Regions from separate parts of the Homo sapiens genome. Here regions 2, 3, 4, 5, 6 and 7 are each linked to region 1. Evidence: chromatin loops called from intact Hi-C (ENCODE). Cell type or tissue: IMR-90. All regions are shown on one strand.

Region 1 (4,000 bases):
GAGGGGCCACCAGGGAGTGGGCAGGAGTGAGGGGTGAGAGCCTGGGGGCCGCAGAGCCAAACTTCGCCTGATTAATAACCCAGATGTTCCCGTCCAAGCACATGGAGGTCCCGGGAGCTCTTGGGAAGTCAGACCCCAGCTCGGTCCCGTGCCAATCTGCAGTTAGGAGGCAGGTCCTCGGTCCGGGTTGACACGTAGGCCACAGTCTTGGGCGCCCTGATCTGGCTGGATGGGAAGTTTAGTCTCCACCCAGAAGAGGAGCTCTGAACTCCTCCACGTTAAAGAAAAAGTTAGGCGGGGTAAACTGCAACTTTCTTTTTAACCCGAAGTGATCAAACCTCGGGGCCCCTCTGCACTGGTTCTTGGAGCATGGCCAGGTGCGGGCACCTGGGGTGGGAACAGTGGGGGGACCAGGGTGGGCCCCTGGGCTCCGAGGCCGCCCCAGGCCCGCCCGCCTACCGGCTCTCAGAGAAAGAACAGGGGGCCGCGCCCGCCCCACGTCCGCTCCGCCCCGGGCCAGCCCCTTCCTCGCTGCGACTCGCCCGCTGTCCCCACCCCCTCGCCCGCGGCGCCCAGTGGGAGGCGGGGGCTGGCCTCGCCGAGCCCAGCGCCGGGCTCTGATTTGCTGCGGGCGTTGGGGATCGACAGCCTCCGCGGCTGCCTTCCAGGAGAGAGGGAGGGAGGAAAAGGGGGAAAAAAGTGCTCCGCGCCGAAGGCGAGGTCCGCACTCTCCGTCCCCGCGGCTGGCGCAGGACCTCACTCGAGCGGAGCGCCCACGGGGAGCGGGTCGCGGGGCGGCGGCGGCGAGGAGGAGGCGAGAAGGAGTTGGAGGAGGAGGAGGAGGAGGCGAGGGCGAGCTAGCCCAGCGGGGTCCCGGCCGCCCCGCGGGCCAAAGTCGAGCCCTCCCGCCCGTGGGCGAGCGCGCCAGCCGCCCCTTCCAGAACAGCCGCCGCCACAAAGAAGAACGGGGGGTGCCGAGGTCCCCATGACCTCCTAAAGTGGTGCGGTCCCTGCTGAGTGCGCTGCCCGGGCCGTGACCCGCGCCCCTGTGCGTCCCCGCGCGCCTCCGAGCGCCCCTGTGCGCCCCGGCCCGCGCCCCGCCGGCATGGACGTCCATACCCGCTGGAAAGCGCGCAGCGCGCTCCGCCCGGGCGCCCCGCTGCTGCCCCCGCTGCTGCTGCTGCTGCTGTGGGCGCCGCCTCCGAGCCGCGCAGGTAAGGGCGCCCCGGGGCGCGGGGCTGCGGGATGGGGCGCGCGCAGCCCGGGCGCCGCTGTCATCCCCGGGCGCCTTCGCCCGCAGAACTTTTCTTCCTTGGCCTGTGGAATGCACGGGCCAAGACCACGAATGCCATTTGCTGGGGGCCCCCCCGAGATGACGACACGCAGACACAATGCCCGCGGGCGCGCCGCCGCCCCCTCCCCAGACGGGCGGGTCGGGTGGGGCTGTCGCGCGAGCCGAGGAAGGACCGAGGGCTGGATCAGCAGGAGGGGTTGTCCACGAGGCGGGCAAACTTTTGTCCCAAAAACCTTCCTTCTCTGTCCCACATCACAGGCGCCCAGCTTGGGCCCTCACAGCCCTACAGCAGAACTTCCTCTGCTCCAAACCGGGCAGGGCCGCCCCCTAGAGTTACAGCCCTTCAAATCCCGGGACTCCTGGGGATGGGGGGAATCCCAGAAGCCTGGGCCCCCAGCACTGAACTTCCCCCAGGCACTGTCACTCTAGGCTGAGCTGGCGCCCTGCTTTCCCCAGGGACAGCGTTTCCTGCAGCCTTGGTCACCTAAGTGTTCGGGGGCACTGGGGACCCCTGCAGGGTGGTAGACAGCCCTGCTCCTAATCCCACCCCCAAACTTCTTGATCCCTGGAAGGCAGCTTTTCCTGGATTCGCTGCTGAGAGATGGGATGCGTGGAGCAAAGCCAGAGATGGGCTTGCAGGCGGGGCTGTGAGTGGTTGGGATGATATGCAGATGTGGGATTCCTTCTGCCAAGGGTCAGCCCTTAGAAGGAGGCTTGCTTCCCGGGGAGGGCGCTTCAAGGCGGGGACTGTCTGCGTCCCTGCCTGGGTTCTCGAGGGTTCAACTCTCCCTGGCGCAGCTTCCTGACGGGGGAGTTTTTCTAGGCATCGCTCTTGGTAGTTAGTGGCGGGGTGGGTTTTCACAGACTCTCGAACATCAGAGCCCCCAGCCCTGGAAGGTCCCCCGAATCCTTATTGACAGGCGGGGAGATGGAGGCTCAGAGCTGTGTGCTGCCAGGTCAGGAGAAGTGGCGGGCAGAGCGATGGGACGGTGGGCTCAGCGAACGTCTGGACCAGCCCGCCGCCTGCCAGCAAGAATGCTTCTCTCTGCTTCACGATTGGAAGACAAGTGGGAAGAATCATTGTCCGTGTTCCGCTTGTCAATTAAAACACTCTTTTCCTTTTTCCCTGGCACGATCAGTGCTTGTTGGGCTAACTGGATGAGCTGGAGTCTGGGTGTGGGGGCTGCCCTGGGGCTCTGGGGGAGGAGCCAGGAGCCTGGCCTGGCTCCCAGGACCTGGGATCTCATCCCTGGGCCGCCACCAACTCTCTCCTGACCCTGGGCTAACTGGGCTTGTGTTTCTCCAGGGGTTAGCTGAAGGTGGGGGACAACAGAGGTCCCCAGAAAAGTGGAGAGGAGAAGGAAGGTGTGGTCAGGGACTGTGCCATTGCCGGGGGACTAGGCCCTGTCTCAGCGCCTCTGGGGACTTTTCCCCAGAAACTCAGGAGGGAGTCCTTCAGGGGAATCGTCACCCTAGACAGCTGGGGCAGGGCACTGCCTGGGGACCATGCACCGGACTGGGCTTGGGGTTCCATTTCCCTCCCTGCCCATCTCCCCACCTCCACACTGTCTTTTTCCCTCTCTGGTTGCCCTCGCTAATCGAAGTGCGGCTCGTTGGAAGTGGGAGTGAGGATGGCCCAGAGCAGCAGGCTATGGAGTTGGACATTTTGCTTTTGTCAGAACAGACTTTTAGAAGCATGTGGAGAGACCACTTTTCTTAGTGAGTTTTGCCAACGTCTCTCCACCTCCCAGGGTGGGACCTATTTGGAAGTCATCCTTCGAGCATGGCCAGAGGGGGCGGCTGTCCACTGGAGATGCAGGCGCTGGGGGGAGGGGGCGGCTGTCCACTGGAGATGCAGGCGTGGCGGGGAGGGGGCGGCTGTCCACTGGAGATGCAGGCGCTGGGGGGAGGGGGCGGCTGTCCACTGGAGATGCAGGCACTGGGGGAAGGGGGCGGCTGTCCACTGGAGATGCAGGCGCTGGGGGGAGGGGGCGGCTGTCCACTGGAGATGCAGGCGCTGGGGGGAGGGGGCGGCTGTCCACTGGAGATGCAGGCGCTGGGGGGAGGGGGCGGCTGTCCACTGGAGATGCAGGCGTGGCGGGGAGGGGGCGGCTGTCCACTGGAGATGCAGGCGCTGGGGGGAGGGGGCGGCTGTCCACTGGAAATGCAGGCGTGGCGGGGAGGGGGCGGCTGTCCACTGGAGAGGCAGGCGCGGGGGGGAGCCACCAGCAAGTGCCTGCTGTCTTCTCCATCTTCGGATCTGCCAGATGTTTTCTGAGGGTTTTCTGAACACAGTTCTTTTGCCTGCTTTCTTTTGGCCAAGTGTGTGAAGGAATGAAAAGTAAGATTGCATTTGGGGCTGCTGAACAGTGTAACGGGGAAGGAGAGTATGGGAAATGAAACATGACCCCAATATTTGGAAATTGAGGTCATCTCCTCTACACGCCATTGGTTGACTCCAGTCACGTGATTGCTTTTTGCAATAATTTGTGGGGAGAGTCGGCCAAGTTTTGTGAGACTTGACAGGTATCAAATGGTTAAATTTCCTCTGACTCAATCAAGTTGGCTGGAAAGACATCCTTTTCCATCCTCTGCCCCCTCCCTCCCTCTCCCCATAAAAGAGCAGTGAGTGGGAGGAGCTCAGAAGCCCCAAGAATTCCCCAAGCCCTCTCCCTGCTGTGGTCCAGATTTGCCGGAGGGGTTGGA
Region 2 (4,000 bases), 78 kb before region 1:
TAGAAACACTCCATTTCCTAAAGATGTCATCTGTCCTCACTTAATCTATTCATTCAATACAATTCCAATACAATCTAAAATACATTTGTGTTTGCTTTTAGTGACACTTGATCAGCCAACTCTACAGGGTGTATTATTGAGCAAGGAGAGGGCTGGAACATTAGCAAGGCAATTTTGAAGGGTGAGGTATGGTCACTTGTACCTTAAACTATCAAGTCTTTAAAAGCTAGATCAAAAAAATGTAGATTGGTGCAGAGGGATCAGATGGACAGAAGCCCAGGAGACCCAGTTGTACAGGGAGACTGGTGTGGCAGAGGACTGGGCTGTGGCGGGAAAGCACAAATGAAGAAATGGGGCCAAGATAATGGGTTATCAGTATAGAAAAGAAGTTACACTGGGTTTCTTTTTTTTTCTTTTTTTGAGATGGAGTCTTGCTCTGTTGCCCAGGCTGGAGTGCAGTGGCACGATCTCCACTCACTGCAAGCTCCGCCTCCCAGGTTCATGCCATTCTCCTGCCTCAGCCTCCCGAGTAGCTGGGAATACAGGTGCCCGCCACCATGCCCAGCTAATTTTTTTGTATTTTTAGTAGAGACGGAGTTTCACAGTGTTCGCCAGGATGGTCTCAATTTCCTGACCTCGTGATCCGCCCGCCTTGGCCTCCCAAAGTGCTGGGATTACAGGCGTGAGCCACCATGCCTGGCTACACTGGGTTTCTACACCACATTGCTCACAAAAGGTATATGCCAGGTGGATGAAAGGCCTAGGTGAGATAAGCACAATTTTAACACTTCTATAAGAGAAGGAAGGTGTGGTGATTAATTCGAATGTGTCAACTTGACTGGGCCACGGGGTGCCCAGATGTTTGACTAAACATTGAATCTGGGTTTGTCTGTGAGGGTGTTTCTGGAAGACATTGACTTTCGAATCAGTGGACTGAGCAAAGCTCACTCTCCCCATTATGGGTGGGCACCATCCAATCCATTGAGGGTTTGAGTAGAACAACGAGGCCAAGGAAGAAGTAGTTACTTTCTCTGCCAGCCTGGGACATTGGTCTTCTCCAGCCCTTGGACTAGAGCTGATACCATTGGTATTCCTGATTATCAGGACTTTGCACTCCAACCAGAACGACGCCACCAGCTTTCTGGGGTCTCCAGCTTGCAGATGGTGGGACTTCTCCACCTCCATAATTGTGTGAGTCAATTTCTTATAATCTCTCTCTGTGTGTCCATATATAGATATGGGTATTGATATAAATATGGAATATAGATAGGTATATTTCCTATGGGTTCTGTTTCTCTGGAGAACCCCAACTCATACAGAAGGAGATGACCTTTGTGATTCCAGTGTAGGGAAAGATTTCTTAACAAGACACAAGATGTACAGACAATGAAAAGTTTCATAAAGTCCTTTCTATTGAAATTTAAAACCTGTGATTGTCAAGAAATACCATACACAAAAAGAAAAGGCAAGGCACAGAGCAGTAGAAGGTATTTTCAACATGTGTGCAATAACGGATTAATATCCAAAATGCATAAATGATTTTAATAAATCAACAAGAAAAAGATCTCACCCTCTTAAAAATGCAGAAGAATGGGCAAAAGATAGGAACAGAAAATTCACAGTGGAAGACATCAAAATGGGCAAAAAAGAGAGAAATCCCATGGAAAGGAGCTCGATCTTACTATGAGGTTGAACCTTATGAAATTATCACTTTCAGCCACTCAACACAGTTGAATGCTGGTGCTTTCATACAGTTCCATCCTAGAGCTCAGGGAAGTCTGAGCTAGAACACAGTGAGCCATGATCTCATACCCATCCGAGTGTCCTCATACCCATCCTAGTGTCCTCACACCCGTCCGAGTGTCCTCACACCCATCCGAGTGTCCTCATACCTGCCCGAGTGTCCTCACACTCATCTGAGTGTCCTCATACCCATCTGAGTGTCCTCACACCCATCCAAGTGTCCTCATACCTGCCCGAGTGTCCTCACACCCATCTGAGTGTCCTCACACCCATCCGAGTGTCCTCATACTCATCCCAGTGTCCTCATACCCATCCGAGTGTCCTCATACCCATCTGAGTGTCCTCACACCCATCCGAGTGTCCTCATTCCCATTCGAGTGTCAAAGGTTTAAGCCTGACAATACCATTTGCTGGTGAAGTGTGGCACAGCAGGGACTTATAGATCCTGACAGAGACGCTGATGGATGACAATGACTCACCAACTTGGTGAACAGTTTGGTGGCATCTTGTCAAGTTACAGAAGCACATATCCAACTCTTACACATTGCTGGGGAATGCAAAATAGTGCAGCTGCTGTGGGAAGCAGGGGCTCCAACAACGCAACATAAAGTTAGCGATTCCACTCCTGCAATGAAAACTTACATTCACTCGGTAGGGTGCAGTGACTCAAGAACATTGGGAGGCCGAGGCGGGTGGATCATGAGGTCAGGAGATCAAGACCATCCTGGCCAACATGGCGAAACTCTGTCTCTACTAAAAATACAAATATTAGCCGGGTATGGTAGTCCCAGCTACTCAGGAGGCTGAGGCAGGAAAATCGCTTGAACCTGGGAGGTGGAGGTTGCAGTGAGCCGAGATCGCACCACTGCACTCCAGCCTGGGAGACGGAGCGAGACTTCCTCTCAAAAAAAAAAAAAAAAAAAAAAGAAAACTTACATTCACTCAAAAACCTGTACACAAATGTCTGTAGCAACCTTATTTGTAATAGCCAGAAAGTGGAAACAACCCAAGTCTTCATGAATGGATGAATGAATACATAAACTGTGCTACACCCACACAATGGAATAATATTTGTAAAAAGGAGTGAAGTACGGATACACACCGCAACACGGATACAACTTGAAAAGGTGCCAAGCAAAAGAAGCCAGTCACAGAAGACCACACAGCCCATGATCCCATTTATCCCATGTTCACGACAGGGATCTGCAGAGACAGAGCTGTGGTCTCTCAGGAATGAGGGGCTGCGGGGTAGCGGGCGATGGCTAAAGGGCATAGAGTTTCCTCCCGAGATCACCAAAATGCTATAAAATTGACTGGTGATGGTTGCACGTAACTGTGAAAACATCACAAACCATTGAACTGTCCTTTTTTTTTTTTTTGAGACGGATTATCGCTCTGTCGCCCAGGCTGTAGTGCAGTGGCACCATCTCTGCTCATTGCAAGCTCCTCCTCCTGGGTTCACACCATTCTCCTGCCTCAGCCTCCCGAGTAGCTGGGACTACAGGCGCCCACCAACATACCCGGCTAATTTTTTGTATTTTTAGTAGAGATGGGGTTTCACACCGTGTTCGCCAGGATAGTCTTGATCTCCTGACCTCGTGATCCACCTGTCTCGGCCTCCCAAAGTGCTGGAATTACAGGCGTGAGCCACCGCGCCTGGTCGAATAGTACATTTTAAATAGGTGACTTGCATGGCCTATAAATTATATCTCAAGAAAGCCGTTAAAAAAAAAAACCGAACAACAGCAACCAAAAGAAGTTCAGCTTCCCTCTATTCCATCACTGACCGTGGGCATTGAGCCACTCCCGTGTGCTCACCAGGAGCCAAGCCTCAGAAGGCAGCTGCAACAGAGTCTGACCATGGAAATCCAGAAACGACCCACGGCCAGGACCGCGAATGAAGAAATGAACATGGCATCCCCTGTGGAATACCGTTAAGCAGCGAAATGCAAAGAGCTGGCACCGTGCAGACCCGCATGCATACTCTTAGCGCAGAGCTCGAGAAGTTTTAGAGCACCCGCTAGATTTGCACAGAGTTTAACAGCTACGGATAACTGCTGACAGATCCTGGCTTGGTGGGTCCCTCTTCCCTTTCCTAGGGTCCTCCTGACCTTCACGCCAGGCCTCTGGGCCCCTTGGCCACCTTGGGGCCAGCTCTGGCTTCTCCATAACTTCTTAACGACAGGCTTTGCCCAACCAGCATGTGTGTGTCTGGCAATTTCCCGCTCAGAAGCCGTGTGGAATTAAGGAGTCTGAT
Region 3 (4,000 bases), 470 kb before region 1:
GCAGATTCTTGCCTCTTCCCTAGTCTGAGTCCAGGGTCTGTGGTCAGGCCTGGGAATCTGTATTCATTGAGGCCCTTTGGGTCCCGCCATCATAGCAGCCTGTCTTTACTTTGGGTGGAGGTCGGAGGTCTGCACATCACCCAGGAGGCTTACCAGTGGTAACCCAAGAAGAGGGAAGATGGCAAGAGGGTCTTTGCAGGGTTGGGAGGGCAAGGATGGAAGGACCTGGGAGGCCACAGCACCCTCTCGGACTTGGCGCAGAACCCGTGGAAACAGCCTGCGATGCACGGATGGAGGTGGCTTTGCCCTGTGTCTGCTGGTGCCTCTGGAACTCCGGCTCTGACAGACGCTGCGTCTCCTGCTGACTGCTGCATCCCAAGATGAGCCCAGCGCTTGCACACAGGGCGTCCCAAAGTGTTTGTTGAACAAAGGCATGATCAGTGTTGGTATTGCCCTGAGACTCATGCCCTCAGCCCCGATTCGGGCACATGGCTCATGTCAACCGCTGGAAGTCCCTCTGGGGCCCACAAATGTCTCTAGACCACAGGAAGAGTCGGCCTGGCTCCATGTGCCTGGCGCCTGGGGCAGAAAGGTGGACGGGGCAATCAGAGTGGTCACCATCGGGGAGTACACTTTGCACTCCACTCGAGTCTCCAGGGATATAACTCACTGGATCCTAAGTCTCACTTTCTGAGGGCCGTTCTTAGAGTCTCCTGTATGAAATCAGGCTACATCCAGAGAAAGTTCCAGAAATAAGAAAAGATGAGATCGCCTACTGACCCTCCCATTTTTTGCACACGGACACTGAGGGAGGGGAGGAACTTGCTCAAGGGCACCACACAATTTTTTTTTGAGATGGAGTCTCAAAGATGGAGAATTCCTCCAACCATGAGGAATTTGAACGCTTATCCCGAATAGTGGAAAATGAACGTCTCATGGAGTTAGGGCCTGTCACCACCTGGGGATCTACAGTCAGACATGGCATAGAGGATGCCCTCCCAGATCCCGCTCTGTCTCCCAGACTGGAGTGCAGTAGTGCCACCTTGGCTCACTGCAACCTCCGTCTTCCGGATTCAAGCGATTCTCTGGCCTTAGCCTCCTGAGTAGATGGGATTACAGGCGCACACCACCACACCCGGCTAATTTTGTATTTTTACTAGAGATGGGGCTTCACCATGTTGGCCAGGCTGGTCTTGAACTCCTGACCTCAAGTGATCCACCTGCCTCAGTCTCCCAAAGTGCTGGGATCACAGGCATGAGCCAACATACCCAGCCCACCCCATGAGTTATTGCTAGAGTGGTGGGGTAGGGACCCGGCCCCCAGCTCTCAGTGCTGGACATGGGCAGGGTGGGCATGGGTTCCCTTCCAGCCCTGGCAGAGCCCTGGACCATGCGTGCTTTTCCCCTCAAGTGTCGAGGCAGGCAGGGCTGCTGCATAGAATACAAGATGCCCCATTGAGATGGAATCTCAGACAAATGAGTCATGTTTTACTGTAAGCATATCCCAAATATTTCATGGGACACACTTATACTAAAACTTATTCATTGTTTATCTGAGCTTCAAATGTAGTGGAGTGCCCTGTATTTTTATTTGCTAAATTTGGCAGCCCTAGTAACGGGAGCTGGAAGGCTTTTGTTATTTGCCCTCAAGCAGCATTTCCTGGCATTGGCTTCAGTGACCAGTTGTCTCTTGAAATGTCCCATGGACAGAAGGGAAGAAAACTGGGAAATACTGTGTTAAATAAACTTGCACAATTCCTTTTTTTTTTTCTTTAAAGAAAAGCCTAGCCGGGCGTGGTGGCTCACACCTGTAATCCCAGCACTTTGGGAGGCCAAGAAGGGCGGCTCACAAGGTCAGGAGTTTGAGACTATCCTGGCCAATGTGTTGAAACCCCATCTCTACTAAAAATAAAAAAATTAGCTGGGTGTGGTGTCGGGTGCCTGTAATCCCAGCTACTTGGGAGGCTGAGGCAGGAGAATTGCTTGAACCCAGGCGGGAGGTTGCAGTGAGCTGAGATCACGCCGCTGCACTCCAGCCTGGGCAACAGAGTGAGACTCCGTCTCAAAAAAAAAGAAAAGAAAAGAAAAGAAAAAAGCCTATTAGTTGGCAGGAGGGCTTATGAAAATGAGGCCTGGGGGATGTGTCATTTACTCAACTGTCTTGGCTAATGGGATCTCTAGGCTGGTGAGGTTGCGTTCTGTGTTTTTTTTTTTTTTTTTTTTTTTTTTTGAGACGGTGTCTCGCTCTGTTGCTGAGGGTGGAGTGCAGTGGTGCGATCTCGGCTCGCTGCAACCTCTGCCTCCCAGGTTCAAGCAATTCTCATGCCTCAGCCTCCAGAGTAGCTGGGATTACAGGCATGTGCCACCATGCCCAGCTACTTTTTTGTGTTTTTTCTAGAGACAGGATTTCACCATGTTGGCCAGGTTGGTCTCGAACTCCTGACCTCGAGTGATCCGCCCACCTTGGCCTCCCAGAGTGCTGGGATTATAGGCGTGAGGCACCGCTCCTGGCTGTGTTCTATGTTCTGTAAAGGAAAACAGTGCAGGTAGGAGAAAAGAGGGGCCTGGGAAGGGAAGAAAACAGCAGGGAAGAGGAGGGCTGAAGACAGAGCAGGAGGAAGGCTGAGTGGCTTTAGCTCTTTGGCCTAACCCAGACCAGTCAGAGTTCACTCTGGGCACCTCCCAGTGGCAGCCACTTGATTTGCAGGCAAAGAGCTTGGAGACCGGCTCTGCAAATTCAGCCTTATCCATGTCCACATGGGTATGGCCCCGGAAAGCACTCAACAAATATGCACTAAATGGATGACTTCAGGCAGTGATCCAGATTATTCAGAGCAGAAAGCTGCTTGGGCTCTGATTACAGAAAAGTACTCCCCGCTCATCCGGATGCAGGGATACCTTCCAAGACCCCCTGTGGAGGCCTGAAACTGTGGATTGTACCGAACTGTAGAAATACAGTACTGTTTTTTTTTCCTATACATACATACCTATGATAAAGCTAGGCACAGTAAGAGATTAACAGTAATTACTAATGATAAACAGAACGATTGCCACAATATACTGCTGTAATAAAGTTAGTGTGTGTGATCTCTCTTTCACAATATCCTAGTGTTCCATGCTCACCTAGTTTCCGGCCACTATTGACCGTGGGTACCTGAAATTGCAGAAAGCAGAAACTCAGATAAGCAGGGACTACTGTACTCTTTTTTTTTTTGAGACAGAGTCTCGCTCTCACCCAGGCTGGAGTGCAGTGGTGTGATCTCGGCTCGCTGCAACCTCTGCCTCCCAGGTTCAAGCAATCCTCCTGCTTCTACCTCCCAAAGTACTGGGATTACAGGCATGAGCCACCACGCTCGGCCCTGTACTCTTATTTGCAGGCTCACATGGCTTTAGGGAGACTGTATTTTCCAGAATGCTGATGACATTTCTGCTCCAGATCTGGGGAAGTGTTGGTGAGTCAGTACTCAGCAGGATAGAAGGCTGAGGACAGTTTGGGCCCCCACAGGTGGCCATTCTCCCTCCCCAGAAACCTGGCCATGTGGTGGGCCGAGGCTGCCCGCTCTTTCGAAACTCCAAGCTCTGGGCACCCACAAGGAAGGAAGGACGAAGCGAGGGTGGAGTGAGTGCAGTGAGAAGCGCTCCTCCCGGCCGCCAGCACCATCCTGCGGAGTTAGTGATGTGGCGGGATCAGAGTTCAGTCTTTACAGGGAATGTCTCCTGGAGACACATCTTACTGGCAGCATCTGTGGGCTGCCTGGGGTGGGGTGAGGCAGGAATGGGGTGGCCTGACCCCTGCCCTGCCCACCTCTCACGCACGCACCTCCACCCACCTGCTGGCTGGTCCCAGAGGCCTTCCTAGGTTCCCGGGAGGCTCTCCGCTGGGAGCCAGGGGAAGTGTCAGAGCCAGGGCGACATTCCCAGGAATAGCGAGAGGCCCCAAGGACTCATTCCCTTTCAGAACGGAAGGCCTCGGTGACCCAGGACCCTCCTGGGGCCGTCA
Region 4 (4,000 bases), 190 kb before region 1:
ATTTGCCACCGCAGGCCTGTTCCCTGGTAGCTGTCACAGCTGGGGAAGCTGAGGCTGGTGCATGACCAGCAGTGGTCAGGAGTGCTGCTCTCACCTGGGAGCAGGAGGAACACGTAGAATCTGGAGCAGCACCCTGAGCGAGTCAGGTGCGGAGACTCAGTGCCCTATCACCCAGAGGGAGGAGGATGCGGCTGGTGGGGCACCAGGGTGCTTGGGCCCAGCTGTGGGGCTTCCTCCAGGCTGAGTGGGGTGGCGGTGGGCAGGGGTTTCTCTGGAGTCCTGGCCCTGGACCTGCTGAGCTGGTGATCACTGTTGCACATGCCTGTGACTCGGTTTCCCCTGTTTGGTGTGCCCACTGTCTGTGGGATGGGCATGAGACCATCACAGGGCTGCTTGTGGCAAGTCTGCCTCCACAGTTCAGCTCTTGCATTTCAGTCTGAAAGGTCCCCCAGGCTCAGCCTGTTTGGGAGCAGCCTGTGTGCATTGGGGTAGGGGGAAGCAGAAGTGGGGTCCCAGCTCCCAGACACTGCCCACCTGGAGAAGCCATGGCCTGGCTTCCAGGCCCAGTGCCAGTGAACACGCCAGGAGTTGTGGTTGGACCAGGGCCTCAGCTTGACACCCGGGGAGTATCTCACCCCTCTCTGGTTCAGACTCTTGCTGTTGCATAAAAATCCCCCAAGTTCTTGGTCAGTAAGACCTGGGTTAGTGGCCCCAGGGCCAGGGGACTGAAGTAGGGGAGCTTTCCTAACAGACAGGCAGGGTTTGGGGAAGATTTTTCCTTTGTTGGAGGTTGGATGGGGTGGGGGAGGGGAGCAGGAGGACATGGGCTCTGCAGACCCTCTGTATCTCAGGTAGTGGCCAGGAGCCAAGGGCCCTGCTGGTGGTGCTGGCCTGGAATCCAGTCCTCGGTCTCTTCTGCTCTGCCCCTGCGAGATATAAGTGTGGGCTCTGGAGTCACTCACGTCAGCTCCCTGCTCGCTCACCCAGAGCCTCAGTTTCTGCCCCTGTGGAATGGGGCTAATCCTAGCACCTTGCTTGTGGTGCTGCCTGAGCCAAGACCTGCAGTGGCTCCCCTCTGGCATCACTCCAACACTCAGTGAGGGGCAGCTGGGCGAGACTGAGAGCGAGAGACCTTCCAGGTGCCGGGCTTTGCAGCCTCATTGGCCTTTTCTACTAAGGTCCTTTCTCTGGGTGCCCAGGGACGTGGGTGGCTTGCACAGAAGCCATGACAAGTGTGTGGGTCTACTGAGGACCCAGCTGCAGTGAAGGGCCTGGGAGAACCGGAGGTGCATGTGCTCAGGGAGTCTAACCCAGCTGTGGGGCAGAATGTCACAGGGCTGGTAGTGAGAGTGGAAGGTGGGGTCACCTGGACTGCAGGTGCCTGGGGCCAGCCAACTGCAGACTGTCCAGGGAATAGAGGGCCAAGGTGTCAGTGTCACTGGAGGGCATGTGGTGGCAGGGGGCCCTGGGTGGGGACACGTCAAAAGGGCAGGACCCAGGAATTTTCCAGTAAGTACAAACCTAGTGAACTTTGGGTGCAACAAACAAGCTACTTGAGTTACAAACAATATACTTTAGAGAAAAGCAAACAATTTGCCAAAAAACCCCAAGTGAACTAGGAGCAAATGGAACATGGATTGAGGGGGCCATACAGCCATTTGACCATTCTAGTTGGTAGCAGGGGCTGCTGACAGCACTGTGATGAGAAGGACTCTGAGGCTTTGTCTGGGTGCAGCAGACACAGGCTTGATGGGACTGTCACTGTGCAGCTGTGTTCTTCATTGGGTGAGTTGGAAAGCGAGGGTGTGGGAAGGCAGACAGCTTAAAGGTCCAAGGCCAGCAGACTTTGTTCCACTGTCCTCCTGAATTTGGAATTTGGTGGTTTCTTTCTGTTGGACATGTCACCCCTCTTGGGGCTCTAGAAACTCCACCAGTCCCTGAACACCCACCCTGCCCCACCCCACCCCCGACACATAGGCAGAGACCTTGGTTTTGTTTGGAGAGTTACAACAGCTGATAAAGCTGGGTTGCAATTTTCTGAGTCCCCACTGGGTGGCAACCTCTAATTATTCCAAGTTTTAGGGTTTAGAAAACGAAAATACCTTACTGAAGAAATTCAGTAAAACCTATCTTTGCCGCTGAATTATGTGGATGACAGCACTGAATTTTGTCATGTTCAAGGAAGGAGGCATCTCATGGACCCTTTGTCTTCCCTGCAAGGGGCTCTGTTTCCTTGGCATGCAGGGCAACACTTGATGGGAACTGTGGCAAAAGCAACTTCCCCAGAGGTCAGGATGCTTGTGAAACCTCATCACAACGGAATATCCTCAGCTTGCTCCCCCAGAGAGGCCATGGGAGCTGTATGCAGGGTCAGCCCTACTTGGGTATCTTTAGTATACACAGAGCGAGGGGAAAACATCCTAAGGTGCCTCCATCGGCTCAGGACATAGCGGTCCCTGGTGCCGTGGCTGTCAGCATCCCTATCCACCACCTGAGGGCAGTGTCATCCTGCAGAGTGCACCCGGCAACCAAACTGGTGGCCCCTGCTGACTGGCTAAGCTCTGATGTTTCCCTGGCAACCACCTCCCGGCTCCTCCCTCTCCCATTTGCCCAGCCCTGGAACATGCTGCTTAGTTTGATTTGCAGATGCTGCCTTTTTGCTCTCTGTCCCCATGCTTAGGGGCCAAGATGCTGCCCCAGAATGGACCGTGGCGGGCTGTAGAAGCAGGGACGGACCCGCATATGAACATCCCTGATTCCGTCTTAGCTGAAGGGTCCTCCTTTTCCTCCAGTGCTTGTGTTTCCCACATCCTGCTCTGGAAATGAAGAGCAAAATACAGAGAAGGGGCTTTCAGGGCCAGGAGTGAAGGCAGAGAACTGTGTGATGCTTCTGCGATTCCCCAGGCAGAGCCCCTGCACCCCTCCTTGCCTGCTGCCCATCTCATGGGCTGGGGAGAGTGCCCTTCCCCTGCTTGCTGCTGAGGGGAGGGAGGGGATGCAGAACACTGTGGTTCAGAAGCATGGAAGTGTGGTGCCTGGGACATCTGCCCTGATTAGTCCCAGGGGAGATTTGTGGTGGTCCTTCTGGAGCAGACCTTGTCAACTACAAAGCGACTATGAATTCTAATGAGTTGAACCCCACTGGGACACAACTAAGTTGTCCCCAGAGACTGCAGGAAGCCTCAGGAGGGTGCCTTCTGAGGTCAAAGGAAGACAGAGGGGAGAAAGTGGCATGCCTGGGGCCTGCTTGTGGTGCCTGGCCTTGAGGCTGGTGGATGCCTGCATCTGGAGCTGGAGCCCTTGGTCCCAGATAAGCATGTGAGGAATCAAGTCATGGGGAAGGCAGTGAGTGTGGGAGGTGGTGGTGGGGTTGCTGATTTGGACAGCATGGCAGGTGGGGCCTCCACGGGAAGCCGACCTGTCCTAGTCCACTTGGGCTGGGTGGCTCACAGACAGCAGCTTATTGCTCATGGTCCTGGAGGCTGGAAGTCCAAGATCAAGGCACCTGCGGATTTGGTATCTGGCAAGGGCCCATTGCTGGTTCAGAGCTGGCTGCTTCTGTCTGCATCCTCACATGGCAGAAGTGAGCAAGGCAGTTCTCAGAGACTTCTTTTATAAGGGTGCTCATCCCACTCATGAGGGCAGAGCCTCCCAGAGGTCCCATCTCCCAACATCATCATCTTGGAGGTTAGGATTTCAATGCATGACTTTTGTTGAGACACAGATATTCTGTCTATAGCACAACTACACAGCAATACAGGGAAAGGCATCCCAGGCTGGGGGAACAGCATATACGAAGGCTCAGAGGCAGGAGAGAACTGAGGTGTGCAAAGAGTAACACAGAGACACATGGGGAGAGAGGCTGGTGATGAGGCGGGGACCATTGGGGCTGAGGGTTCTCCATGTTGCCCAGGCAGACATGTGCTGGAATTGCTGGATGTATCGCCCAGACATCCAGCAATTCCAGTGCTTCTTCTCAATCCCCCTTCGAATGCCTCTT
Region 5 (4,000 bases), 190 kb before region 1:
CCTGGGCACGTCATAACCCCTCTTCCTGCCTCCATCCCACATCATCTGTAAAATGGAGGTGACGCCAGCTGCCCTGGCTCCCACTGGACTGTAATTTTGTCTGTGGTTTTCTCCGCCTCCTCCCCTCTCCTGCCTCAGTCGGGACTCATTCAAGCTGATCACCTCCCAGTGGGGTGCTGGTGGGTTCTGGTCACTGTGCAGGAAAGGGTTAACTCAGCAGGCCTGAGTTGTCCACACCCTGCACATTCCAAAGAAAGGTCTGGCTCTGGCCTAGCTCCTGGGAGGTGACCTCTGACCTCTAGCCACTTGAAATATACTGCGTGATAAGTGTCTGTGTTTGCTTGGGGGTCTTGGGCCACCCTAGTGACCGCGCTAATGATGTCATTTACAGTGGGACCTTGGGCTGTGCTGTATCGGCTCATCATCCTGGGGATGAGACCAAGGCCAAGCACACGGGCAGTGAGGCATGTCTTTGCGATGGACCCCCAGTAGGAACCCTGAGCCCCGAGGCGTGGCTGGGCCCCCCTGGCTGGTGCACACCATTCTGGGAGAATTGAGCATCGTCTGCCCGACTCTACTGAGAGAAGACCCCTGGGTGCTGGAGTCTGGTCTCCCCTAAACCCTGCCCTCTAGAGATGCCCAGTTTGCTGGTTCGAGGCTATGTCCTTTCACGGCGCTAAACCCTGACCTCGGGTATCGCTGCCTGGCTGAGTTCTGTGAGCCAGTCCAGCACGTCCCTGAGCCTGAGGGTGGTTTGGGGACCCTGAACTGCAGTGTCAGCATTTCCATGGATGGGTTCTGAAGGCAGGTGATGAGGAGGTGTCAGCCTGGGTTGACTACGAACTTTCAAGTCCTATTTCTGAAACAGCCCTTGGAAGGTTCGGGGGCCATTTTACCCCCTCTAGACATTTTGCTGAGCCTTTGCCTGGCCTTGACACCTGTCTCCACCTGTCCACGTTCCCAGCTCTGCCCACCAGGGACTGTGCCTACACCCAGGGATGGCCTAGGTCAGAGAGGGACAGGCTGTGGACTGAGGTCAGGCGTGAGCCAGCCCTGCCTGCCCCCTACAGTTGGGAATCCTCTGGGCGAGGGAGGCAGACAGGACAGAGGGATGCCGCAGGGGAAACCTACAGGTGTCCCCTTTCCCTGGAAATGGCGGACCTCCTTCTCCAGAGACCCTCACGTGCGTCTCTCTCAGGGACGCCTTGGGCCCCCACGGCGTTTGTGCCCAGCTGCCAGGCCTCTGATAAAGCCGCTTCCTCGCCTCGGCCCCCCTTCCCTGCCTGTGCCTCAGGAAACCCTGGGCCTCCTTCAAGGCCCTTCCCCTGTAAGCCCCTCCGTGTCGGGCTCTGCTGTGTCTTCCGAGACCACACCTGTCCTAGGTGCCTGGGTCCAGGTGAGGCGCTCCCTGCTGCCAGCAGTGGACAGAGACTGGTTTTAATTAAAGCTCCCAGCAACCACCCCTATCGCCGTGGAAACAGAGGTTCCGGTGGAGACGTGGCTCCCAGGCCACACGTGTAAGTAGCGCAGCTGGGAGTGGCGCCCGGAGCAGCCCGAACCCAAAGGCTGATCTTGACCGAGGTGCCCTGCTCCTTCCCGGCCGCGGTCTCCACTCGGCCCACTGCTGGGCCAGGGCCGCAGCGGCCGGAAGGGGCTGTCCCTCATGCACCGTGGCCCTCCGGCCTTGTCTCTCAGCGCCCAGACCCCAGGCACAAGGAGGCAGGGGGCTGGGACCTGCCTGGAGCCTGCTGCCCCAGCTGCTGACGTGGTCGCCCCCGCCCACCCTGTAGACGTGGCCGCCCCCACCCTGCCACGTCGCCACTTCCACCCTGCAGGCAGGAAGCTGCACGCTCTCGCTCTCTTTGTGTAACTTTTGGAGGGTTGTAGTTGCAGGAAACATCTGGATGTGGCCCAAGGAACATAATAAAAAAAAAAGGGAGAGCCGCGGGGAGAAGGCAGGGCTGGGGGAGGTTTGCAAAAGCCATCTGATTTCACTTTGCAAAGACAACTGCAATTATGCCTCTGAGGGTTTGCAGTCACTTCACATTCTAGCCATGCGGTGACGTCAGTGGGAAACTATGAAGCTCGCGGACTGCGTGGTGACACACACCCCACGAAACATGGCTCGGGCCAGCTGCCGGCCATGCTCCAGCCCGACAGCCCACCAACAGGGGTCTCTCCCAGAAGGAGGGAAGCTGTAGCTGGGAGAGGGGGTCCCTAACTTTGGACATGCTGGGTTGTCCCCAATCGCCCTCCGAGCTCCAGCTGTGCCTTCCCCTGCTCAGCCTGCATCTACCCCATCTGACCCCACAGGCTCCTGGACAGAAATGGCCCGGCCTTGCCTAGAGCTAAGCTTCCACTCCAAGGCAGAGCTATGGGGGTCCGGGCTGGCAGGGGGGCCATGGCCAGGCCCTCAGGGCTCCCTGCTTTCCAATGGCCCCAGGATCAGCGGTTTCCACAGTGTCCTGTAGCATGCGGCTGGGTGTCTCCATCGTCCCAGCATCCTGTGGGGTGGGCCGAGGGTCTGTGTCCCTCTATGTCCCGTGGGGTGGACCCCGGGTCTGTGTCCCCCTGTGTCCTGTAGGGTATGGCTGGGGTCTGAGTACCTCTGTGTCCTGTTGGGTGGAGCTGGGGTCTGTGTCCCTCTATGTCCTGTGGGGTGGGGCCGTGGTCTGTGTCCCCCTGTGTCCTGTCAGCTGGGGCTGGGGTCTGTGTCCCTCTGTGTCCTGTGTGGTGGGGCCGGGGTCTGTGTCCCCCTGTGTCCTGTCTGGTGGAGCTGGGGTCTGTGTCCCTCTGTGTCCTGTGTGGTGGGGCCAGTGTCTGTGTCCCCCTGTGTCCTGTCGGGTGGAGCCGGGGTCTGTGTCCATCTGTGTCCTGTGTGGTGGGGCCGGGGTCTGTGTCCATCTGTGTCCTGTGGGGTGGGCCGGGGTCTGTGTCCCTCTGGGTCCTGTGGGGTGGGGCCGGGGTCTGTGTCCCCCTGTGTCCTGTGTGGTGGGGCTGGGGTCTGTGTCCCCCTGTGTCCTGTCGGGTGGAGCTGGGGTCTGTGTCCCTCTGTGTCCTGTGGGGTGGGGCCAGTGTCTGTGTCCCCCTGTGTCCTGTGGGGTGGGGCCGGGGTCTGTGTCCCTCTGTGTCCTGTGGGGTGGGGCCGGGGTCTGTGTCTCTCACAGTGTCCCCAGCTTCTGGTCACTATCTCTGTCCCTCCTGCCCTGGGGTCATCCTGAGCTGGGTCCTGCCTGCCCTGAAATCTCAGGAGCTGGGGTGGTTCTCTCTGCTGCTTCTCTGCCCAAGAGTCCAAGGGCTTCCCAGGGACAGTGCTGCACCCTGATGGAGCCCAGGCCTCTGGGCGAAGGACACAGCCTCTCCCAGACCTGCCCCAGACCCCTGAGGCTTTTTAGTGCAAGGGGACCCCCAGGGCAGGAAGGGTTTGCCTGCCACGTGGCAAGTACTTCTGCCTTGAGGCCGTCACAGACAGGGTCTCTGGACTGTGGTGTAGTGTCCTGTCATCTCCAGGTGTAGTCTCAGAAACGCCTTGAAATGAAGCCTGAAGGGGAAGCCCAGTTCCATGGTGTGGACGAGCGTGTCTGCCGGAGGCCTCGGAGTCGCATCCACCGGTGTTTATTGACAGCTGACTGGTGCTGTGCCCTGAGACCCAGGCCCTGCCCTCTGGCACTCAGTCTACCAGGGGCCAAGGCCTGCACCCTCCCTCTGGGCTCACCTTGGTCAAGCCTCTGGTGGACTTTTAAGGCCCACGGGGAACCCCCCCACAGACCCCCTTCCCACTCTGCAGGTGGGCCGCTGAGGCCTCTGCAGACGGGCCTGAGCAGCAGGGCCTGTGCTTGTCGAGGCCCCATGGCTCCCGCCATGGCCAGGGTGAGATGCAGAGGGCCACGGAGCCTGCGGTGGGGCCCTGGGGTTTGACACTGGGGCCCTGCCTGGAATGGGGCCTTGGTGTGATGGGAGCTGGGGGTGGGGTGGAGCCTGCCTGGGCCGAGGGGCTGTC
Region 6 (4,000 bases), 91 kb before region 1:
GGTTATAAAATGGGAATATTCATTTCAAGTGCCGAGCCAATGCATATTCTTTTCCCACCATCATAAAAGACTTGCTTCCTAATGACAATAACCTTCATTGCAGGCCGTCGATTGTCATCTCTGTTTGTTTTTCCACTCCACCTTCTCAGCTCCTGTGCCACCTCCCACCCCACGTCTTGTTGACTTCATGTTTATCCTTCACTCACTCAACAAGCACATGTGTCCTTAGTGATGCCCCTGCAGCCCCTGTCCCATCTGGCACTGTGTCATTCAGGTGTTCCCGCCTCCCCGGACACCTCCTTCGGCCCCCTCTCCTGGGTGTTCTGGACAACTGCGGCCACGTGTCTGCTTTGCTCCAACTCTGAGTGGTCTCAGGCAGGTCCTTGCCCCTCTGAGTTTCAGTTTTATTTATAATGTAGAGAAACGGAGAACTTGTTTCATAAATGATCCTCACCAATTCCACGTGGTGGCCCAGAGGGCTGTGTTGAGAAGGACTCTGAGGAGCAGCCCAAAATTGACAGGAGGGAGGGCTGACCAGCAACGTGTGTTGTGAGAACAGGAGGGAAGGGGGCCAGGTGGACACTGGCTCTTTGCTGTCCTTGGACTGGATGGTGCTTCAGCACCTGCATCTCTCCGCCTCTTCACACCTGTCCCGCTTTACATCCTCCGTGTGGGAGACGTCACACCCACCTTCAGTTTAGAGCTGGGGCCGCTCTGTTCCCCAGGGCCGCAGCTGCGGGGCAGAGCTGGTTGTCAACTGCGTGTGAGGGTGGAATCGAAGGGGTCCTCTGTGCTGGAGGACCCCGTCCTGGAGAAGCAAAAGGCTGAGTCGCTGAGTTTTCGGGTCTTGGCTCCCTGCCCATGGCCCCTTTTCCCAAGTAGAGACCCCAGTGGTCCTGGGAGCCGCCCTGCAGAAGCCCTGCCATGACCTGGCATCCTCCGCAGGTGAGGGAGCCGGCCTTCCACCTGGAGGGGGCAGAGGGCAAAGGCTGCAGAGCCTCCGCCGCGTCAGCCGCTGGTTGAACGGTCCAGGCGTGCGCGCATCCCTCGCAGCCGTCGACACACAAACAGGCTGGTCTGACGGGACAACTCTCCACTGAGTTCAAGCTCAACAGGCTCAGATGAGACCCACAGACCATTATGTGTTTACATCTGGAACTTTCTTTTTCCTGCATGTGGCCCCCTTCCTGCACAAAAGGTTGGTCTTCTTCATCTCCCAAAATCCATACGGCTTGGCATAGGATAGAAGCACAGACAATGATTTCTGCGATTGATTTATTTTCCCTTGTAACTAAATGCTGAAGTGACAGTAATATAAGCCAGCCCTAGGGGATCTAATTCAGTGTCCTGATTGATAGGACAGCAAACTTGGTCTTGCTCTTCATCTCAGGGAGCCCAGACTCCCCGTGGACAAGGGGCCGAGAGGTTTGTGCAGCCTTCTCTGCCTTGTTTCACGCCGGCCAGTGGCTGGTCTAGGAGGGATCCTTCCCCCACCCCCCACCCCAAGTCTATTTCAGACCCACCTCCTGCTGACTCTGCTCCATCGAGAAGAGCTATAAATCAGCCTTCCTTCTGGGGTGATTATAAAAATCACTCTATTAGCAGTTGACTCACAGTCTAAAAATGTGCTCATGGCATAGTTGTGGCCACTGAGCCTGGTTCGGTGGGACAGGCCCCAAGCCCCAGCCCGCGCCTTTCTGCAGGAGGACTTCCCTTTCCAAGCACGCGCGCTGCCGCCAGAGCCTTCCGGCCGACCCGCCGCGGTGCCCTTCCTAGCGACGGCCTGTGATGTTCCTTAGCCACGGGGCTTGGCCCAGACCCGCTAGAGGGGGAACGAGGGAGGAAGCCATCTGGGGAGGAATCAGAGTTCAGACGAGAAAGGAAATTGCCCTGAGATGATTGAAATGGCAAGGAGAAGGGAGAACCTGGCCAGTCCAGCTGAACAAGCGGATGTGGGGTCGGGGGTGGCCTGGGGTCCCTGTCCTGGCTTTGGGTCTCCCTTGTACCCATGTAGTACTAGTACTACTACTACTCAGTGACCAGCTCTGCTGACACTGGGGTCCGGCGGAGTCTGAGGGACTGGAGGGAGGCTGCCTTGTCTTCTTCCACCTCCCTGGGTGCCAGCTGGGTGGGGCAGGCATGGAAAGCCCTCTGCAGATGTGCAGGTCCCCCAGGAACAGAATGGGGGTTCTAGGTGAGTGTGACCGGGGGCTTCCATGTAACCCCACTACAGTGACCTGAAAACAGGACCAGTAACCCCAGATCAACCGCCAGCCACACCCTGGGCACCATCTCCCCCAGAAGTCCTTTGGTGCCCCAGGGCCAGCACCTGCTAAGGTGAGAATTGGGACCACCTGTGCCCATGTCCCTCAGCCATGCTTGCCCTGGCTTGTAGCTCCCCAGGACAGGGCTGGGCCTTTGCCTCGGGTGGGGTCCCTGCAGCTGGCTCCGTACTGCTGGCCACACCTCAGGACTTGGTGAGCCTTTGAACACTAAGTTCTGAGCTCAGGGGGCTCAGCATTTTAGACTTTGGTTTTGCTGACACTCCTGACCAAGTGCACTTTCCCCTCTGCAGAGCCAGACTGTGGCTTTTCCCTTTTGGGCAGTGGAAGGGGCGGGCCAGAGGCTGGGTCAGGGTAGTGGAGAGAAGAGCCCCAACCAGCTGTGGCCCGTGATGCAGTGCCTGGGGCTGACCCGGGGCTCCAGCTCAGCCTGGGCCTCAGCCGCGTCAGATCCCCACCAGGCCTCCTCCTGGGTCCCAAGGGGCTTCCCTGCTGTCGGCAGTACCAGCAGCTGCAGTTTGATTTGGGGCAGAAGTCAGGGTGGGCTGTGTCCAGAGAGTCACCCTGAGTGGCCTGTAGGCACAGCATTGCTCGGAGATGGCGCTCACCCAACCTTCATGCAGCAGGCACTTCTTGAGTGCCCAGCATGTGCCAGGCCTGGCGCGGCCCGGCTGGCCCAGTGCGAGTGTGGACCAGCCCTCCTTGTTGGGACAGGCAGGCTGGGGAGAGGAGAGCAGGGGCCCGAGGCCGGCATTCTGCACTTTCCATCCCCTCCTCCTGGGCTCCCCGCTTCCTGGGAGGTCCGGGCAGGAAGCCGGGCAGAGCCCACCCCCATGCTCTCAGACTTTTGACAAGTGCTCCCCTTGATGCCAGGCTGTGACGGTGAAGACGCCACTCCCAGCAAAGTCAGAGTGATCTTCTTCCTGCCTCCCCAGGTTCTCCAGCCCCTCAGTGCTCCCTGGGGAATAGCAGCTCATCAGGGGTGCCGTCCAATCCCCAATGGGGTTTCCTGTGCGGCTCTGGAGGGCTCTGGTTCCCTCGGTCTCCAGAGAAACATGTGAGGACAGCGATGGTTTTGCAGTTTCTGGCGCCGCCCGCAACACAACTCCAGGTTAATAAGAAGAGAAAGCCTCTCCTTTCACTTTCTTGCCGAATGCCTTTCCGGGCAAAGAGAAGGGGAGGAAGAGGAAGGCTGGGGAGGGGGAATTCATTTCCCAGCAGGGGATGGGGGCTGTCAGCCCTCGGGGGGCCTGGGTGGGTCTGAGGGAGACACAGAGCCTGGGAGTCCTGCAGGCCTGGCGGAGTGAGCAGGGGGGTGTGGGGGCTGGGAAGGTGGGGAGACAGGAAGGCACTTCAGGGGACCCAGGTGGGCCGATGCCCTGTGGATGGAGGGCACTCCGGAGGCCCAGCAAACAGAAAGCCAGAGATGGACAATGCTGGGAGGCGGGCGTCTAGGGTGTCAGGATCTCTAGGCTGCCAGGACGTAGAGGAGCTATGAGCGGCACAGCCCGCTGGGGTTGGTGGGAGGTGGCTCCGCAGGGGCCTGTCACTTGGGCTTGAGAGAGATTTGGGTTCCAGACTGCCTTGACTGTGACCTTGCCCTGGGGGTCAGTGCCTCATCCGAGAGATGGACTGACTCCCCCTGCTCTGCGCTCGTCACCTGCTGGGAGGCTCAGGTGAGACGGTTTGGGTGACAGCAGCTCGGGTGCTGAGGTGTC
Region 7 (4,000 bases), 96 kb after region 1:
CCTTCCCTGCAGCTGCAGGATAATCAGTACCCATGGGTGTCGCCGAGGCCACACCCACACCCTCCAGAGCTGAGCCAGAGCTGCCCCTGGGCCTGCTGGAGCCTTGGCTGGGCGGCTGACGGGTGCTGTGTCGCAACGTGGGGAGCAGACACTTGAGGGGTGCAGGGCAGGGAATGCTGAGTTCCTGGGTACCTCTTTGAAAATGTGGTCCCCCAGGTCCTAGCTTGCCTCAAAGATCTCTGGCTGCCTCGGGGTCATTCTCCATTGTCTTGTTGAGTAGCACCTGGTTCCCATCTGTCAGAGCAAGTCCCTTGAGGAACAGTCGCCCTGAAGTCGTCATGGAACACGGAGGACTCTTGGGGCATTGGGGGTGCCTGACCCTGGCGTTGCCAGGTCAGAAGTGGAGAGAGGAATCCCGCCCTGGGGAAGGGGTCGGAAGTGGGGGTCTCAGGGCAGGGAGCCCCGTCCTGCAGGGAGCCGCTCCCACTGCTGCCTTCACAGCTGTCCACATTGCCTTTCCCAGGGCTCAGGCTGACCCAAGAGCCAGGAGGCCCTGTCCCCATTGGGGTTAGAGTGAGGCCTGGGTGTGCTTGAGGCAGATGGGCCCTGTGGTGAGGTGAGGGCCAGAGGAGGAGGGCTGAGTGGGCAGGTGGACATGGCAGGGTTTCCCATGGGTTCTGGGCTGCTGCGTGCATGGGAGGATGCACCTCTTACCTGGAGGGAGGCGGGGTCTGGAGGTTGCAGCCCTGGGGCCTGACGGTGGTCCTGGCTGGGGACAGAAGTTCAGCCTGGAGCTGGGGCACCTATTTTTCCCTTATCCTTCCCAAATCCACCCGAGTCCCCTTGTCCTGGCATCCACCTCCTCCCTCGAGTGGCTTTGGCCTGGCGGACCTGCCTGGCACTCCCCTTTGGGGTGATGCAGGGAGCCTGGCGGTCTCGGCTCCTTTTCCTCATCTCGGCGTCTTCAGGTGCTTCTCGTGGCGCTGGTCTTGCGGGAGCCTGTGTCTGTCACTGGCCGCTGGCCCGGGTTGCTCTTCTGCCAGCGAGTGCCAGGAGGACAGCCACTGAGGCCCCACCACAGGCCCCCTTTGCAGTCTGTGCTCGTGACTCCCCAGGACAGCAGGAGCTGAGCCAGGGCCTCTTGTGCATGCAGCTGAAGGCCGTCCACACCACTGGGGTCTGGGGTGTCGGGAGGGATGGGCTGCGGTCTCAGACGCCCTCTCTCTGTCTCCCCAGGGCATGCTCATCGAGGGCCCGCCTGGCCCAGAAGGCCCCGCGGTGAGTATCCGGCTTTATCCTGTGACTTGCAGAAGGTGCTCTTGGTGGGGTGGGGTTGGTGACACCCCTTATGTCTCCTGGATGGAAAAGAGGGGGGCTCTCCGCTTTTGCAGATCCCCTGGGAGCCGGCGCTATCCCACCCCCACCTCTGCCTTGGTTGGCCAGTTGGAACTTGGACCTTGCCCTGCGGCCCCATCTTCTAACTGCCCCAACTTTATTTTTAATTCTAGGGTCTTCCCGGACCTCCAGGAACCATGGGTCCCACTGGCCAAGTCGGGGACCCTGGAGAAAGGGTAAGAGGTTGACTGTGTTTCCTGAGATCACACAAGGTGTGGGGCTGCCCACGCCTCCTCTCCACACTGTGACCCGAGCTGTCCCTGCCTGTGGAGGTGACCCAGAGGCTTGTGTCTTCAAATCCCCCCTCACCCAGGCACTCCTCACACCAGCCCCGTTCAGATGTTTCTGGGGCTGAACTGTGGCTATGGGGAGAGTGGGGCCCCTCGGGGCCCAGGGAGCCTGCCAGTGCTCAGCCCAGACGGTGGCCTCAGGACCCTGCAGTTGCCCAGCAAACGGCCGCAGCAGCAGTAACCACAGCAGATGGCTCCGGGGCCTTTCCCACTCCTCGCCCCTGGGCAGCCACACCACGTGGAATTGGCCACCCCCCTTGCTGGGTTTGGGAACTTCCTTGGTCTGGGTTGCACCTGGCTCACAGGCTCAGAGGCATCCTCGGGTGTCCCTCGCCGCGGGAGGAGATGGAGGGAGAGCTGCTCCCTGGCTGCCGCGATTTCCTTCTGACACCTGGTGGGCGCTCCAAGTACTGCGGCCTCCTGGTGTCCGGCGGGGCGGGAGTTTTCTCTTCCTGCTGTTGGAATGAATGTGGATTTGAGTGCAGAAGGACTAAGAACTGATTCCTGGACAGCTGGCTTGTGGGTGGGAGAAACAAGGGCTGCGTGCGGGTGTTCGCGGGTGTTCACGCCAGGGCCCTGCCTGCTGTCCGGGGCAGAGTGAGGACCCTGTGGGTGTTGTGGTGGGTGGATGCAGGGCAGGGTCTGGTCGTGTGAGAAGGTGGTTCGTGATGTCAGAGCGCAGTGGCTAGGGATGCTTCCCAGGTTACTGCACGGGGAGGCGTTTGGGGAGTGTCTTGTGCAGTGCCTGGTGGCTTTGCAGCAGTGCTCAGGAAAGGCGGGCCAGGGCGCAGGACAGTAAGTCCTGGCCTTGGACCTGGAGGTTCTTACAGGTGCTCAGTACCCCTGGAAAGCTGGGGAGGGGCAGGACAGGTGAGGTCAGGCAGCAGGATGCAGGGGCAGGCGGCGGCAGCCTTCTTGGGAGCAAGAGCCGAGCCAGTGGGGATGCTTGCTTGGGGAGGAGATGGGAGCACTGAGGCCGGCCTTTGGAGGAGAAGGATTCAGGTCAGCTATGCGGGAGGAGGTTGTTATCGTTCTGTGTGGCTGGGTGACCTCTGAGGGCAGTACGCATCAGATTGGGCCACACAGTAAGATTCTCTGCCACGTTGCTTTTCACGGTCAGGGATTTGGAGGTCCAGAAGAGGCGGGTCTTGCTCCATGGCAAGGGCCGTGGCGGGAAACAGAGTGGGGTGGGGGCTTGGCTGGCCTCTGGAGCACAAAGCTTTCACAGCATCCCCGGCCTGGCAGCCACATTTCCAAAACTCCAGACAGGCAACAGCGAGTGGCCGCTGCTCTTGCCCAGCCAGCACCGGCCAAAACTCCAGACAGGCAACAGCGAGTGGCCGCTGCTCTTACCCAGCCAGGACCGGCATGGCTGGAGCTCTGTGCTGGGGGCTGCAGCCACCCCAGCTCGCTCTGGAGACCCCTTCCCCCAGATTCGCGTGAGATGGGGCAACGGCCAAGCTCCTCCTCCGCAGAGCTGCCTGCGGATGGGTCCACAGGTGTGGCTGGGTTCGTATGCAAAGGAGAGTGCATTGCATGGCACTGGGAGCTGTTTTCTCTCCCAGATGTAGGACAGGGTGGTACCCACAGGGCACAAATGCCGGTTGACACACAGGGCACCCAGATGCTGACTGACACTGCCTCAGTGGTGTTCCACGGCTCCGTCCTCCTTCTATCCATCCAGCGTACAGATTTGTACTGAGTGCCTGCAGGGCTGGGCACTGCTCTAGCCTGGGGATCTCAATGGTGTGAACCAGAGGGGTGCTGGTTCACACCTCACCATGCGGTCCCTGCCTTTGGGCTGATCCTGGCTTGGGAGTCACTGGTGGGTGGCCCTGCCAGTGCCTTGTGACACCGTGACCTACCCAGCTGCCGTGGAGGAGCCAAGGGCCCTGACTGGAGAATATCGTTGGTTTAGGAGCTGGTCCTCCTCAAACTCACATCAGGGTCCAGGAGCATGAGGACTGAGGTTGGGGTTGGCAGAGGAGCCAACTCCTCCAGGGTCTGCCATCCGTGGAGTCAGAGGAGAGACCTGGAGCCCACCGGCCTCCCCAGGGCCCTTCCAGTGAGAGGGGTGCTGGTTCCAGGAGCTGAGAGCTGACCACCCCTCTGGGTCCAGCTCCGGCCAGCCTTGTTCAGGAAGCCATCCCTGCTCACCGCTCAGCGCCCTCTTGATGTCCAGATCTTGCTCGATGCCCGCTAATCAGCTGTGAAAGATCACTGGCTATGGGGTGAGGCCCTGCAGTGCAGCCTGCGGTGGGCCGGGCTCAGGTGCCTGTGCGGCGGAGAAACAACATTGTCTCTGCCCTCGGAGG

Evidence for each region. Peaks named below come from ENCODE experiments on the same cell type or tissue, not always from the same donor. Only the 100,000 strongest peaks of a DNase experiment are listed, where the experiment ranks them.
Region 2: a loop joins it to region 1, with 3 times the contacts of the local background. A loop is called at or near these places in 4 of 110 quality-filtered maps.
Region 3: a loop joins it to region 1, with 4 times the contacts of the local background. A loop is called at or near these places in 21 of 110 quality-filtered maps.
Region 4: it touches region 1 in a loop (9-fold over the local background); 51 of 110 quality-filtered maps call a loop at or near these places.
Region 5: a loop joins it to region 1, with 8 times the contacts of the local background. A loop is called at or near these places in 52 of 110 quality-filtered maps.
Region 6: it touches region 1 in a loop (3.0-fold over the local background); 8 of 110 quality-filtered maps call a loop at or near these places.
Region 7: it touches region 1 in a loop (2.2-fold over the local background); 6 of 110 quality-filtered maps call a loop at or near these places.

What each region holds. Positions count from the first base shown.
Region 1 is chr9:134,641,083-134,645,082 of GRCh38, forward strand. COL5A1 (collagen type V alpha 1 chain) reads left to right here and starts at 721. Exons shown (of 66, transcript NM_000093.5): 1 at 721-1,214. The coding sequence starts at 1,106. RefSeq lists enhancers at 1,700-2,406, 3,662-4,000. In IMR-90, a CTCF peak has its summit at 1,635 (motif pointing left); DNase peaks (open chromatin) are centred at 619, 1,619, 1,959 and 3,779; H3K4me3 peaks cover 3,364 bases; H3K27ac peaks cover 3,208 bases.
Region 2 is chr9:134,562,701-134,566,700 of GRCh38, forward strand. No RefSeq gene overlaps it. Among named protein-coding and RNA genes, the nearest start is that of COL5A1, 77 kb to the right of the region's middle. In IMR-90, no CTCF peak of the experiment used is centred here; a DNase peak (open chromatin) is centred at 2,261.
Region 3 is chr9:134,166,238-134,170,237 of GRCh38, forward strand. It overlaps LOC124902297 (a long non-coding RNA gene), which reads right to left. Exons shown (of 2, transcript XR_007061834.1): 2 at 1-2,525. Among named protein-coding and RNA genes, the nearest start is that of RNU6ATAC, 3.7 kb to the left of the region's middle. In IMR-90, no CTCF peak of the experiment used is centred here; a DNase peak (open chromatin) is centred at 1,504; H3K27ac peaks cover 597 bases.
Region 4 is chr9:134,447,248-134,451,247 of GRCh38, forward strand. The region is part of intron 1 of LOC105376311 (a long non-coding RNA gene); the gene reads left to right. Among named protein-coding and RNA genes, the nearest start is that of MIR4669, 70 kb to the left of the region's middle. RefSeq lists silencers at 1-221, 2,396-2,690. In IMR-90, CTCF peaks have their summits at 2,043 (motif pointing right) and 2,497 (motif pointing right); a DNase peak (open chromatin) is centred at 2,534.
Region 5 is chr9:134,454,563-134,458,562 of GRCh38, forward strand. All of the region lies in intron 1 of LOC105376311 (a long non-coding RNA gene), which reads left to right. Among named protein-coding and RNA genes, the nearest start is that of MIR4669, 77 kb to the left of the region's middle. RefSeq lists enhancers at 1-622, 966-1,903, 1,904-2,840. In IMR-90, no CTCF peak of the experiment used is centred here; a DNase peak (open chromatin) is centred at 1,979; H3K27ac peaks cover 3,311 bases.
Region 6 is chr9:134,550,505-134,554,504 of GRCh38, forward strand. No RefSeq gene overlaps it. Among named protein-coding and RNA genes, the nearest start is that of COL5A1, 89 kb to the right of the region's middle. RefSeq lists enhancers at 2,405-2,926, 2,927-3,447. In IMR-90, no CTCF peak of the experiment used is centred here; a DNase peak (open chromatin) is centred at 1,647; H3K27ac peaks cover 404 bases.
Region 7 is chr9:134,737,238-134,741,237 of GRCh38, forward strand. It overlaps COL5A1 (collagen type V alpha 1 chain), which reads left to right. Exons shown (of 66, transcript NM_000093.5): 10 at 1,237-1,278; 11 at 1,509-1,571. Among named protein-coding and RNA genes, the nearest start is that of COL5A1-AS1, 86 kb to the left of the region's middle. In IMR-90, a CTCF peak has its summit at 2,078 (motif pointing left); no DNase peak of the experiment used is centred here.